Linked DNA regions of Homo sapiens: region 1 is linked to region 2. The links are chromatin contacts, found by Hi-C or POLR2A ChIA-PET in ENCODE. All regions are on one chromosome and are shown on one strand. Each heading gives the region's core, a stretch centred on a gene start or an enhancer-like site at or near the end of the contact. The rest is flanking DNA. Distances are from core to core; before and after follow the strand shown. Region 1 overlaps IFFO2 (intermediate filament family orphan 2). Region 2 holds the start of EMC1 (ER membrane protein complex subunit 1).

Region 1 (7,276 bases), core at 1,301-3,800, 320 kb after region 2:
CACCGGTGAAGAGCATGGGCATCATCTGTCAAGGGCATCTGTGTGCCTCACTTGAGCCTGCTCTCCTGATCCATCCATGAGCCCTACAAGGTGGGATTGCTATCCCCGTTTTACAGAAGTGGAGACTGAGGCTCCTAGCTTGAGGTAGGCAGGCCCTCAGGGGATCACACAGAGGCAGATGACTTTCTCAGCTCACCTGCCCTTCCTTCTGCAGAATTGCCTACAACCTTTGACTCTCTAAGGCCTGCGGGGCTCGTGGCAAGCCCTCAGGAACTGTTTATGGAATGAATGAGTGAGGGGCAAACGAATGAATGCATGCTCCCACACCACGCTGCTGCTTCTTCTGGGAGAGGGCACCCAGCGGGTGTCTGCTGTTGAGTGCAGGCTGTCAGAGCCCTGATGGCACCCAGGATAACTCCGGATGGAGTTGGTATCCCTGAGGCTGTCACCACTTCTGGACTCCAAGGAAGGGCCCTATCCAGGGCGTGCAAATAACACTGCAAATGTCATGTCCCGAGGGATTTTGGGAGATCCTATTATAGATGGGGAGACTGAGGCCCAGGGCAGAGAAGGGACTTGCTCAGGGTCATGCAGCAAATTAGCAACGCAGCCAGGGCATGAACCAGGACCTCCTGCTTCCTAGCCCAGTACCCGCTCTTCCACAGGGAACTTCCCTATGGATGTCAGACCCCTCTGCCTCTCCCCTGAGCAGCCTTGCGCAGACCTGGCACGCTGGGATCCCTGGAGGAGGCTGCCGTTTCTGGTTGAAAGCAGCTCTGTGTGTCTGTGTGGGTGGCAGTGTTCTGGGGGCACACTTGATTAGTGGCTTCTCAAACCTGGCCCCCATCCTCAGTGTACAGCCTGTGCTCCGTCCTGCTCAGGCCATTACTGCCCGCCTGTAATGGAATCGGCTGCCCTGGTTAAGTGTTCACATTAAATTAATACCTCCTCCGTGGAGACAATCAGTTGGCATTTAATTTGTCTTTCCTTCCGAGAGCTGGAGAGTACAGCTGGGCAGCCGGGCTCTGATGGGCACGTCTGCGAGACAGCCTTTCCTTGGGATCAGGGGCTCCATGGAGATGGGAGCCGGGAGGCCACAAGAGGTGGTGCCAGGTGTCCCCAGGGGGTGGGGCTTGGGGCAGGCAGGAGGGGGCCTCTTTCATGCGCAGGGGCTAGAGCTTATTGGCTGTCCATTTTCGGGGGAGAAGACGGGCTTGCAGCGTGCCATGTGGGAGAGAAAGTCAGGAGGCAAGGCATCCACACGTGCATCAGTGCTGAGCTGCCCAGGAGGTGAGCCCTGTGTTAGCAGTGGTGGCGGGATTTCCACATTGTATTCCCAGCCCTGCCCCACTCCCACTCCCTTATCGGATTTTCTTTCTGCCTTAAATATGAATTGTCTGTGGTATTCGAGGGGGATGGTGTGCAAGGAGGAAGTTGACTCGGTTGTGGTTTTCAGGTTCTCTAGAAGGGCTCAGAAGAAGCAAGTGGAGGCTGTTGGGGGCACGCAGCCCTGACCCCACCGGGGAGCCTGCTCTGGTCTTCCCAATCCATCAGCTTCTGCAAAACTGCATTTGCAGAAAGGGCTCCCCTGGTCTACCACTGTGCCTGCAGCCTCTTCTTCCAGCTCAGATATTATTTTAGAGAAGAACAGCTGATTGGGGCCCCCAGGCTTGGCCCTGGCTCTGCTGTGAGGATGCCTCTGTGCATCTGCAGGTGGGCAAACACAGGAGCTAGGGCAGCGCAGAGCTGAGGGGCATTGGCTGGGCCAAATCTGTGGTTTGAGCAGCCGGGCTCCAGCACAGCTCCCTGGCCACCTGCATCCAGCCCTGCTGCAGTGGGGTGAGCTCCCCGAGGCCAGGGTGGAGCTGAGAAGGTGCCAGCCCTCCACCCGCCGGGAAGGAAGCTGCTCTCTGCCCCCACCTGCCCTCTGCCAGAGGCCAGGCCCACGCTTGGCCCAGAATGAAGTCTTCCACTGAGGGCTCCAGCCCAGCCTCACCTGAGCTCATTTCCCTTCACCTGAGTGAGTCGGCCTAGGCGTGCCGGCCGCTCGCCTTCCCGCAAGGTGTGGGCCATTTCCACACCTCCCTCCCAACTCTGGAGGTGGGAGGCAGCCATGCGCTGTGCCGTTGACGTGGAGCTGCTGAACACCCATGGTCTGCTGGATGCCAGGGTGCTTTTACCCACACCATCCCCTTCCTGTAGTTCTCACAGCCACCTTCGAAAGGGGGTGGCTGGTTTCCCAACTCACAGAGGGGACAACTGAGGCCCAGAGAGGGTAACTGACTTGCTCAAGATCACGCAACTGGGAAGTGATGGGGCAGGATTTGAACCCGTCTCTTGCTGCCCTGGTGTCTTGGGATGCTCACTCCAGGAGCCCCAGGTTCGTCCCTGGAGGGCTTCATTGTTTTGCTGGGCCTGCACCTACTTTCCTCCTGAGCGGGAGCCTCGAGCCTCTTTTTCTGACTGCACAGGAAGTGAAAAATCTGTGAGTCAGCCCCTCTGCTGGTGACTTCAGCTTGGGTTTCCGCCCCTCTGTAGGGCAGGCTTGTCGGTCCCTTTCCTGCGGGTCTGTGTGTCATCTTGAGCTGACGGGAGAGGGGGAGGCACTGGCCCTGAGTGGGGTGGGGGTGGGGACTGGCATAGAATCTGCCCACCCCTTTTCCCCAGAGGCCAGCAGAGACTTCTCGTCCCTCACGTGGTTCCAGTGGTGGCTCCTCAGGAATGCGGAGAGACCACATCTGGCTGGGGTGGTGCTGCCACCTCTCCCTCCTGGCCACCAGCCTCAGAGAGTGCTTGTTCTGCTAAGATGGTGGCCGAGGCCCCTGATCTCAGCTGCTTTGTGCTTTTGTGGAGTCATTTCCTCTCCCTGCACTCTTTGTTCTGACATCCCTGCCTCCCCTCCCTGGCCCAGGGCTGTGGGAAGTGGGAAAGGGAAGGTTTCTCCTTCTCCTGCCTGCTTCCTGCCCTGGCCATCCCTCCCCCTGGCCTGGCCTGGCCTCTCCCAGGAGAGGCTCTGGAGCCGAATGGATGAAGCTGAGTGCAGGGGCTATGCTGGGAATTTGCCTCCTGTGAGCCCCTGGGCTGGGATGTTCAGTCTAAGGATGCTCTGGGGGAAAGGAGTTCTGTCTGGAGGCGAGGGCCATCAGGGCACTGAGGAGTAAGTGCAGCTTTGGATCCATCCATCCATCCATCCATCCATCCATCCATCTATCCATCCAACCAATCCATCCATCCATCCATCCATCCATCCATCCATCCATCCATCCAACCAATCCATCCATCCATCCATCCATCCATCCATCCATCCATCCATCCATCCAACCAATCCATCCATCCATCCATCCATCCATCCATCCATCCATCCAACCAATCCATCCATCCATCCATCCAACCATCCATCCATCCATCCATCCATCCAACCAATCCATCCAATCCATCCATCCATCCATCCATCCATCCATCCATCCAACCAATCCATCCATCCATCCATCCATCCATCCATCCATCCATCCATCCAACCAATCCATCCATCCATCCAACCAATCCATCCATCCATCCATCCATCCAACCAATCCATTCGATAAATGTCTGACTCCTTAGCAAGTGCCCAGCCAGTTTGAGGTGCAGGGAATACAGTAGCAAGCACAGGAATGATCATCATAACCAGCTCTCTGGGCCTGCAGAAGGACTGGACCCCCGACCTGAGACCCGGCTCCTGTGCCTGTTTTCCCACCTAGACCAGGGAACTTGCCTCTTGCTTCCTCTTTGCCCCATCTCTGTGCCTGAGACCTCCCGAGATGAGTGCCAGCCCCCGGTGGCGGTGGGGAAGGTGGAAGTGGCGGTGACCACACAATGGAGCCATCACTGGCCCTGGCGTCACGGGACTGGCTCCTTTGGGCAAGAGCTGTGTGCCGTGGGATCCCACAACCATGCCACTGGGGAAGAGGAGATCCTGGGGCCTCCACTGCTTTAAGCTGTGGGGCAAACAATGGAAGTGGATGTGAGGCTTGGGGAAGAGATGACATTTGAGACAAGCCTGGGAGAATGGCTAGGGTTTCAGGAGGCTGAGGAGGAGAGAGGAAGAGGGGAAATGAGTTACCTGACCTCTGAGCCTCATCTGCAACATGGGGATGATCCCCAGGGGAGGGCTCAGCGGGATTTTATAGAGGGAAGTATGAGTGCCTAATGTGGTGGATACCACCGAGAAGGTAATCAATAAATGTCCCTTCTCTCATCCAGCGCTAGAAAAGAGAAGGATTTGGAAGTTTTATGAGCTGTTGGGTCAGGGTGGGCAGGGGCGGCTCTCAGTGATTCAGGCCGTGTCAGCCGTGGCTGGAGTTGTCCATAGGCCCTGGGTCTTCATTTTCCCACTTGTAAAGTGGGGACAGGGTAGCTTTCCAGCCCAGTGCATGTGCAGTATGATGGAGGGGATCTATGGAAAGGCCCTGCAGAGAGCACTGGGATGTGTTTGTCACCTCATTTTCTGCCAGTGGCAGGCCTGTCAATATTCTGGAGTCTTCAAAAGACCAGAAAGGACCCCTCCCCAGCCAACAGAACAGCTCCTGGACTGCTGAGGGAGACTCGAGGAAAATGGCCTTTGTGCCCCAAAAGTGATCTCTTTATGTTCACTCCAGCCTTCCTTCCCCTTTCAGCCTTAAAGGGCCCGGGCGTAGGATTCTGTCAGACCTGGGTTCGAATCCAGGCGCTGCCACTTCCTAGGCAGTCTTTGGGCAAGTCGTTTGCTCAGCCATGGGCTGGGGCTGGGAGAGGGGATGGTGCAGGCTGAAAGGAAACGATGTCTGCAAACCGCTGATCCAAAGTAGGTGCACCCGCCTCTTGGTGGCAGACAGCGCCTGGCCTGTCCCTTCCTGCTGCCCTCTTTGTTTCTGTTGGTCCCTCTGCCTGAAACACCCTCCCCACTGAAACCTTACTCTTGTGGGCAGACCCAGGGAAGAGGGAGGGTTGTGCTTGGGAAGCTGGTGTTGAAATCTCTGTGCCAGCAACTTGGTTCACCAGTTCTCAGTTAAGCTGAGTGCTCCCTGGCTCTGGGTGGGTGGGCAGGGAATACAGGTGTCTGGAGTGCCGTAAGAAACACATCGCCCACCTGGCCCTTCATGCCAGTCCTCAGAACGATCCAAGGACAGAGCTTTTCTGCATTGTCAACACTGGAGCTGGCGGAGCCAGGTTTTCTCCACCACCGCCGGGAGGGATGTCAGGGCGGGCGACAGGCTCTTCAGTCAAGCCAGCTGCTGTCCACATGCGGGGTCTGTCCTCAACCTCCTGGGAGCAGGCCAGCCGGCTGCCTCCCCCGTCTGGCTTTGGAAATAAAAAGCCCGTGAAATCATTTGTGCAAGCTCATCCTGGGGGTGTGGTATGTGCAGTCAGGAAACACGATTGAGATGTGGGGTTGGGAGGGTGCAGAACTCGGGGCAGGAAGGGAGAGGTGAGGTGGAGGGGCTGGGTTGTGTGGTCTTCAGAGCCTGGCCACTCAGTGCCATCTGTAGCCCAGCATCACTGGGGAGCTGTCTGCCCCAGCCCTCGCCTGCGGAACCAGCTTCTGCATGTTAATAAGATGCCCAGGTGATTGGTATGCACATTCTAGGCTGAGACACGCTGCTTTAGAGACTGGACTAGCTTTGAGTCCCAGCTCCCTGCTTGCTAGCTCTGTGACCTTAGACAAGTTACTTTACCTCTTTGAACCTCAGCTCCCTCATCTGCAAGATGGGCTTAGTTAGAAATTCTTTCCCCAAGAGGGTTAATAATTCACATTCAAGCCAGTGATGTGTGTGTCCAAGGCAGTGAGCCGGGTGTGTGGGGCCCAGAACGTACCCCCCAGTTAATGGTTGCTGGTGCTGTTGCTGTTATTGTGTCTGGAAAGCCAAAGATCTGGGCTCCTGCTGTCACCTTGGGTGGATTTGGGGCAAGTCTCATTCCCTCTCTGGTCCTCGTTTTCTCCGTCTGTACAAGGGTTCTATTGGCCCCTGCCTCGCCTTCCTCATGAGATGGTTGCTCAAAGGAGAAGTGAGGGGTGCTGGGCCTCATTCCCAAGGGCCCCTCTGGGGAATGGGGAGTGTCGGGGAGGTGCCCCTGGGTGCCTGCGTCCAAGGGAGGAGCCATGCCATTCTTTATTTTTTGTGCCCTTCTTTGCTACTCCTGCTCTTGCTGCAAGATGTGTTAGCAGGTTCGCTCTAGACTCCAGGCTGCAGCCAGAGGCTTGCCGGGGCTCGCCCTTGCACCTGCCCTGCTCAGCGGCTTTGGAATTGAGTCGCCTTCCCCGCTCTGAGCCGTGTGGCCAGGAGAGATGATTCAGCTCGGGACCTGTGCTCCAGCCTTTACCCCCCAGAGAAGCCCCAGATGCCCTGTGCTCCTGGGCAGGGATGGGGTGGCCTGGGAACTTTCCCCCCATTGTGATTCCTGTCCCCAACATGGGGCCTGCTCTTCTCGGTGAGAGGTGGCCTGGGACCGGACTCCTAGCCTTGCTCCTGATATACTGGGTGATGTGGGCAAATGGCTTGACCACTCGGCTTCAGTTGCCCCATCTGTACAATGAGGGGAGGTTCAGTGAGATGGTCCTGGCTGGATTAGGCCCTTAGGTTCCCTCCCTGCCCCCTCTTAGCTTTCTCTGTGCCCTCCAGCCCTGGAAGGAATCCCAGCCCCTTGCCCTCCAGGTCCGGGCCCGGGAGCCCACGCAGATCTCAGCCTAACAGCTAATGCTGGGGCTGGGAAAGGCTGGAGAAAAGGGGGAGAGGGAGAGAGTGTGTGTCCTCCAGGAGCCCTGGCTGGGCTGTCTCCTGTGGGAGAGAGGAGGAATTTTCCTCTGTGTGTGCAAACAGTATCCGTTTTCTCTTGTTTCCAAAAGCCGGTGACGTAACCGGCTCTCCACCCCTCCCTCCCCTCTGGCCTATTTTTAGCTGGCCCTGACAGCATCCTAAAAGGGTTCCAGACTGCCCTGCTCCGAGGCCATGTAGGGAGGGTAGCAGTGGGGTGAGGAAGGAAAGAAACTCCTCTGTCTGTCCCAGGATGGACAGACATCCGAGGAGGGAAAGAACCTGCCCCCAGCTTCCTCCAGGGAGGGAGGAACTCTGTTGGAGGAGCTGGGTTAGGGCCTTTAGGCTTTGACAGTTCCTGGGTCTATGAGGAGCTCCGCAAGGGGATTCTGAGCAACCAGTCTGGAGCGTCCCCACCTGGGTTTCAGTCCTAGTTCCACACTATCTCACCCTGGCCTTGGGTTCAGCTTGTGCCTCTGGGCCTTGCTTTCTGCACCTGGGGATAATGA
Region 2 (7,361 bases), core at 4,808-7,307:
TCCCTCCCTGAAATCCCCTCTCACCCGCCTCTTTCCCTCCGTTCCTCAGCAGTACTTACTCATTCACCTCCTCCTTTGTGCGGTTGGTGAACAGGAGACCCACCTCACCCCTCAACCTTTTGCTGACCTACAAATCAGGAGTGAGGACAGCTTGGTCACATTAGAGCAGTGGTTCTCTACTAGGCACGTTTTTGCTCACCGGGTACATTTGGCAACATTTAAAGACGTTTTTGGTTGTCATAGCAGGAAGGAGTGGGAGGCAGGAAGCTGCTATTCCTTGGGTCCGGAGGTGAAGGGAGAACCCAGAGCTTTAAGCCAGGCCCTGCTCTCCCTGAGCCTCCGGCCTGCCAATGGCTGGGGGAGGCTGTCACATGGGAGTAGTGGGAGAGAGGGCGGCTTTGCCTTAGCTCCACCCCGTGAGGGCCAGAGACTTACCTGGTGCAGGTTGTCTTTGTATTCATCAGATGGGCTCCGACCCAAGGCCACCATCATCACCTTGTTTTTGCCAAAGAACATCCTACCAAGCAAGAGAAAGAGCATTCTGTGAAGGAAGAGCCCTGCCCTCCCCATCCCTCAGCAACATGCAAAGTAGCTCCGGTCCCCAGTGAGCTCAGGCCCAGGCTGAGCCAGTGGCACCCACTTCTCCATGCTGCCTGGCCACACTGTCCCCACGTTGGGGTCCCTTTCATTATGTTCCCACCCACAGACTCCTGACATGGCAACATTTTGTCTCCCAGCCCATCACGAGCATCATGTACCAGTTCTCTATCTGGATGTATGCGGGAGGCATGTTAACAGCCTGAACCAGAGCTGGTGCGGCAAGAGACCACCACCAGAGCCACCTGCCCCAGGACAGAAACTTGCCATGTGGCTCCTGCATCCTGCTCCCAGGTCACTGTCTGTGTCGCAGTGTCCCTACTGACATTCTAAAACTGGTGTGATGCTCCTAAATGGCCCACAGTCCAGGGTTAAAGGGCCACTTCTCCGGAAAGGCCCACCTCTCAAACATCTCCTGAGCAACTGCCAAGTCCTGCCCCTAGGAGCTCAGTGCAAAATCTGCTTTTTGAGGTGGAGTTTCACTCTGTCACCCAGGCTGGAGTGCGATGGTGCAATCTCAGCTCATTGCAGCCTCTGCCTCATGGGTTCAAGTGATTCTTCTGCTTCAGCCTCCTGAGTAGCTGGGATTATAGGTGCCTGCCACCATGCCCGGCTAATTTTTGTATTTTCAGTAGAGAAGGGGTTTCGCCATGTTGGCCAGGCTGGTCTCAAACTCCTGACTTCAGGTGATCCCCCTGCCTCAGCCTCCCAAAGTGCCAGGATTACAGGCGTGAACCACCGCACCCTGCCCAAGACCAGCTTTAACAGTGAAAAGGAAGTGCTCTTCAGTGGCAGGTAGCACTTTGTCCTTATTAAGGTGTCAGCGGCATGACCCAGGCACCTAAAGGGTCAGAAATTGCTCCTGTGCTTTGACTGAGAGCAGCCTGGCCGGGTCCCCACTCAGAAGGGCCTTCCTCCCCCTGCCCGCTCACCGGCTGTGCTTCCAGGCGTTCCGGATGTCCTTCAGCTTGCTGTTCCTCATGTTGGCCACAGAGAAGATGAAAAGGTACTTGTAGGTGTCCACACATTTCCGAAGCTGTGGGACAATTCACGAGGCTCTGAGTTCAAGCAGCAGCATACAACGGGCACTACTCTGGCCTCAGATGAGAATGAATCTGCTCTGGGCCCCTGACAACTATGGAAACTGGAAGAACTGGAGGCCTCTAATTTGGTTGTCTCCTACCTCCATTACTGAAATTAGGATCCCTAACCACAGGGGAGGCTGAGCCATGGATCTACACCCCACGGCCTTTTCCAGGTCTCTCACTTATTTATGACCAACAGTGGAACTGATCATCAGCTGTTAACCTAGAAACATTCACCCACATTAGGAAGGGTCCTGCTACATGGAAACACATGGAGCCTCTCTGTTATAAGGGGAGGCAGCTGATCGGTACTGCTCTGCACGTGGTGCTGGCCAAAGCCACCATGAGGCAGCCTCTAGGAGTGGAGTCATTGTGCAGGAGGAGACTGTTTCACCCAGCCTGCAGCCCAGGTTGGCAGGTCAGAAGCTGTACAGACAGTGGGTTGGTGCAGTCACCTACACCTGGTAAATCTCCCAGCTCTTTTTTTTTTTTTTTAAAGACAGGGTCTCACTCTGTTGCCCAGGCTGCGTACCACCACGTCCAGCTAGTTTTTTTTTCTTTTCTTTTTGTAGAGATGAGGTTTTGTCATGTTGCCCAGGCTGCTCTTGAGCTCCCAGACTCAAGCTGTCTGACCCACTTGGCCTCCCAAAGTGCTGGGATTACAGGCGTGGCCCACCATTCCTGGCCTCCTGTTTTTTGACATTAGGCAGGCTAACAAATCTCTGTAAGCTTCAGTGACCCCAAATGCAAAACAGCAACATCATCACCTAGTACCCACATCACAGGGATGTTATGAGGATGGAGTGGAACAACGCATAAGAAACACAGTGCAGGACAGGGCACAGAGTACGAGCTAGTCAAAGCTGGAAATCATCACTATGGAAGTTTTTGCTGGTGCTGCTGCTGGAGGAAAAAGGCCTGGATTGGCAGCTTGGAGATTTTTTTTTTTTCCCCACTAGTATGTTCCCCTGGCCAACAGTCCTATCCCTGGCCAACAGTCCTATACCTACCTTTATAAACCAAACAATTGCAAGCTCTAGAAAAGAACAACCTCTTACCTCTTCTATCAGGTTTTGTTTCAATTCCAAGCCTTTCTTGGCAGTTTTGGTTAAGGAGACTAATAAAAACAAAAAGGAGAGAGATGATGAGAGACCAATCTAAATGCACTGGAGACTTATTTTCTTCTCCCCTTTGGCAGAGAGCACTCAGCTGGATGCAGCCATTCTGAAAAAAGGCAGCAAGGCCTTTGTGGCCATCATTTCTGGCACACAAAGCCATTCCCAGGGCCCATGGAATGCCTACTCATTAGCATTCCTGGGCCTGAAGATCCCTGGATATAACTCCTGCTATTTAGACAAACTAGGCCTTTCTTAGCTCCTAAGGCTGACCCAAAAAACTTGATTGCAGTGTGGGGGTGGAGGCTGTTCCTGCTGCTAGAAGTGCTCTCAGTGGCAGACCTCACCTGCTGGCTGAGGCAGGCCCCTGTTTTTTGTTTTTTTTTTGACATGGGGTCTCACTCTGTCACCCAGGCTGGACTGCAATGGCACGATCTGGGCTCACTGCAACTTTGAGCTCCTAGGCTCAGGCAATCCTCCCACACAGGACTACAGGCACACACCACCATGGCCTGCTAATTTTGGCTGGGACCACAGAAATGCACCACCATGCCCAGGTGAGTTTTGTATTTTTTGCAGAGATGGCTTTTGCCATGTTGCCCAGGTTGGTCTCGAACTCCTGGGCTCAAGAGATCTGCCTACCTCAGTCTCCCAAAGTGTTGGAATCATAGGTGTGAGCCACCATGCCTGGCCCCTTGCTGCTCTTGACCATGATGCAGAGGCCACTCTAGCTGGCCTATGCTGTGCAACCATGAGGCTGGGGACTGAATCTCCTGGTATGTATCTGCACCCCAGTATTGCAATTTGGACCCAAAGACGCAGCAACACCTCTCTGGGGAGGAACATGTACCTCTACTGTAAAAATGGCTGGGGCCCAATTTGCCCTCTACCCACAGAGTTTGGCATTTGCCAGACCTGACCCAGGCCCCTCCACAGAATCAAATCGTTCCAGAAACACTTAACAGAACTCCAACTGCAAAGCCCCGGGCGCCTTCACAAAGGGACCCAGGCCTCTCTTCTTTAACCTGCCCGCACTCAGCCCCTCTTAACTAGGTACCACACAGACAAAGACAATGACATCAGTCAATGGTAAGTGGAGCAGAGGAGGGCAAACGAAATATAGCGGGCCACTTCCCATCATTTCCACTGTTATACCTTTGGCTCAAGCCAGCATCACCCTGTCTTGGATTAATGCTGGTCTCACTGCTTCCATTCCTGCCCTCTGCCCTGTCTTCCCCAACTATTCTCACCAAGGCAACCAGAGTGACCCTTCATAAGTAAAGGTAAATCACATGGGTCCTCTGCTACTCACTTCACCTGGGCAGGAAAGCCAATGCCTTGCCAAGGCCGAGGAAGTCCTGCCCTCTCTGCCTAACTCCCTCCCCAAACTCTATTTGGCTCCTTCTGCTCCAGCCTCACTGGCCTCTTGTCCCAAACACGTCATATCTGCTCCCATTTCAGAGCCTTTTCACTTCAGGTTCCCTCTACTTGGAACAGCATTCTCCCAGATAATTCCACAGCTGCTCAATTCCACAGGTTGCTCGCTTCCTTTCTTTATTTTCTGCTCATTTGTCACTTCATCAGTGAGACCTTTCCCGACCACACTATACAAAATATCAACATCTCTTCACCCCATTTTCAATCTGATTTTTAGCATTTTGCGGAATATGTTTCTCCTAAAACGTTAGGCTCGATAAGAAATAGGCTTTCCTTGTGACTGCTGTATCCTCTAACGCCTAGAAAGTGCCAGACCCCTAAATATTTTTGAATATTCCAGGGAGCCGGGTTAAGAGAGAGGCCACCACAGCAAAGGTGGTCAAAAACGGTCTCTTAAGAGGTGCGCAAGTCGGGTGTAGTGGCTCACGCCTGTAATCCCAGCACTCAGGGAGGGTGGTTGGAGCCCAGGTGTTCGAGACCAGCTTGGCAACACACTGAGTCTTCTCTATAAAAAATAAACAAAAAAAACCTAGCTGGGTGTGGTGGCGTGCGCCTGTAGTCTCAGCTACTCGGGAGGTTGAGGTGGGAGGATCGCTTAAGCCAAGGAGGTCAAGGCTGCAGTGACTTATTTTATTTATTTATTTTTGAGACGGAGTCTCGCTCTGTCGTGCCCAGGCTGCAGTACAGTGGAGCGATCTCGGCTCATTGCAACCTCCGCCTCCCGGATTCAAGCGATTCTCCCGCCTCAGTCTCCCAAGTAGCTGGGATTACAGGCACCTGCCACCATGCCCATCTAATTTTTAGTATTTTTAGTAGAAAAGGGGTTTCACCATATTGGCCAGGCTGGTCGGGAACTCCCGACCTCAGATGATTCGCCCGCCTCGGCCTCCCAGAGTGCTGGGATTACAGGCGTGAGCCACCGCATCCGGCCTGCAGTGTTACGATCGCGCCACTGCACTCCAGCCTGGGCAACAGAGCGAGACCCTGTCTCAGAGGGATCCTATTAACTGACAACTAAGAAGGCGCAAACCATACGAAGATGTAAGCATGCCAGGCAGAAACAACCGCAGACACACAACGCCAGACACGGGAACAAACCTGTGCTGAAAGAAGGGAAAGGCAGCCAGGGTGGCGGGAGCGCAGGAAGATGAGAAAGGGCCGAAGTTGGGAAAAGTGGGCCGAAACGGCAGCAGGCATAGCCGGGGGCGGTGTTCAGGAGCTGCCTCCCGACCCAGTTGGCCTTGCAAGAGCACCTGAAACTAGGCAAAACGAGTCTCCGCTCCCCAGACCCGACCGGGCGTCAGCCACCTCTGGCGGTTTTACAGCCCCGAAGCCCCCATTCCAGCTCGCAGCGAGGCAGCGGAACACCTCGAGGATGTCCTGGCGTTCCAATCTGCGCCCCCGCCGCCCCGAAGCCCTCACCGCAGGCTGGGTAGCCAGCCCACGGAGCTCCCCCCAGGGTCCCGACTCCCCCTTCGCCCACCTTTCTTGTCGCGCTTGGATTTGGGCATCGCGCTGAATCCACGTGCGGCGGAAGACGGTGCACCCCGTTAGGACCCCGGCGGCGCGGGGGACTCTGGGACGGCCCTCGGGGGCTGCCCCTCGCGTGTGCCTGACCCAATGTGCACTGCAGCCTGCCTCTCCCTGCCAAGCCGCCGCCTGCGCTTTCTCCCGCGCCTGTAGGGCAACTTCCCGTGTGCCGAGGCAGTCCCTGAATCCCGAGCGTCCCGTCCGACCGAGGGCCTCGCGCGCTATCCCAGCTCTGTGGTCCCGCGGAGGCGGAGCCCGCGGCGCGGTGCATGCCGGGACGGCGGTGGGTGGTGCATGCGCTCGCATCATGGCGGCTGAGTGGGCTTCTCGTTTCTGGCTTTGGGCTACGCTGCTGATTCCTGCGGCCGCGGTCTACGAAGACCAAGTGGGCAAGTTTGATTGGTGCGTACGTGTGGAACATATTCGAGAGATAAGTGGCTGTTTCCCCAGTACCTGTCTCCTACCTGCTAAAGGTTGTCACTTAACAGGATTGGCCGCATAATTTGCAGGACCCAGTACAAAATGAAAACGTGGGGCCCCTTGTTAAAAAATTATTAAGGATTTAAAGTCGTTGGAAGCAGAGCCTTAAACCAAGTGTTAGGGGTCATTCTAAGCTGATCCTTGCGTGTAAGCCGGCCCTGCCATCCAGGAATGCTTGGGGTGCCGGTCAGAGATCACTGATCCCGTCCTCCCTCGTCAGGTTCGATTTTTTTGACTGTGAGGTTTCTGGTCTACCAGGTGTCAGAGGTCGCCAAGCTGTCAGTGAACTTTAATTCCTACTCGAATTGGTGTCTTGTAGGCAAGTGAACAGGAGCTTTCGTCTTAAAAGTCCTAAACTGAGTCCTTTTCCCCTCTCATCAACCTAGTCTGGCCCTGGGCTCACAGCAGGATTGCCCAAAACACTAAGCAGCTAGAATATGCCATTCACTCATTCATTCATTCACCCACCCACGTCTTCCTTAAGGCCCTGGAGTAGCTTGCTTTTGTTTGAATTTTACTAGTTAAGACTTGTGTGATCTTGGGGAAAGTGACTTAACCACTCTGTGCCTTGGTTTCTTTGTCTGTAGAATGGGTTTACTAACAGTCCGTTATCTCTTACAGTACTTGTGAGAATGAATGAGACAATCCCATTAAATTACTTAGCACAATGCCTGGCTCATTGAATGCAGTCATTAAGCGTTATCTGTTATTATTGCTATTTACACTTTATTCTTCAGGGCCCAGGTCAGATTTCTCCTCCTCTGAAGTATTTTCTGTCTTGGAAAAGTTGATTCGCATATATGTTGAGTACCTGTTATGCCAGACAGTGTGACAAATAAAACATGTTACATTTTTAATGATGTGCACAACTGTTCACAATGTCATATGTGTATGTTACACATATATATCGGGTGATATGTGTATCTAATTTTGCAGAATACTTGATATATGCAATTTTCTTAATTTTATTTTCATGAATGAATGAATGAATGAATGGCATTTCCTAACTGCTTAGTGTCTTGGGCAGCTCTGCTCTGAGCCCAGGGCCAGGTTAGGCTGATGAGGGGGGAAAAGGACTCTGTTTAAGACTTTTTTTTTTTTTTTTTTTTTTTTTTTT

The links. Hi-C counts contacts between places; a loop is a spot of excess contacts on that map. ChIA-PET counts read pairs that join two places held with the same protein, here RNA polymerase II (POLR2A). Pooled maps may share reads with other maps.
Region 1: a loop to region 2 is called in a map of naive thymus-derived CD4-positive, alpha-beta T cell, with 15 times the contacts of the local background. The contact joins the enhancer-like site here to the promoter of EMC1 in region 2. A Hi-C loop is called at or near these places in 3 of 168 maps with a recorded cell type or tissue (IMR-90, K562 and naive thymus-derived CD4-positive, alpha-beta T cell), 1 of 37 single-sample maps with no recorded cell type and 14 of 50 pooled maps. POLR2A ChIA-PET finds 5 or more read pairs at or near these places in 5 of 52 experiments (CD4-positive, alpha-beta memory T cell, activated B cell, activated CD4-positive, alpha-beta T cell and 2 more).

What each region holds. Positions count from the first base shown.
Region 1 is chr1:18,922,050-18,929,325 of GRCh38, reverse strand. The region is part of intron 1 of IFFO2 (intermediate filament family orphan 2); the gene reads left to right. Among named protein-coding and RNA genes, the nearest start is that of ALDH4A1, 23 kb to the right of the region's middle. RefSeq lists enhancers at 1,107-1,156, 1,487-1,576, 2,077-2,196, 1,825-2,451, 2,477-2,696 and 1 more. Within about 2 kb of position 2,550, at least 34 of the 41 ENCODE cell types and tissues checked have a DNase peak (open chromatin) inside an H3K27ac peak, as active enhancers do; they include IMR-90, where a contact is called at or near this core.
Region 2 is chr1:19,250,220-19,257,580 of GRCh38, reverse strand. It overlaps EMC1 (ER membrane protein complex subunit 1), which reads left to right and starts at 6,057. Exons shown (of 23, transcript NM_015047.3): 1 at 6,057-6,166. The coding sequence starts at 6,072. It overlaps MRTO4 (MRT4 homolog, ribosome maturation factor), which reads right to left and starts at 5,776. Exons shown (of 8, transcript NM_016183.4): 1 at 5,718-5,776; 2 at 2,741-2,799; 3 at 1,530-1,633; 4 at 436-517; 5 at 60-127. The coding sequence starts at 5,745. RefSeq lists enhancers at 2,821-3,320, 3,321-3,822, 5,639-6,144 and a silencer at 3,384-3,529.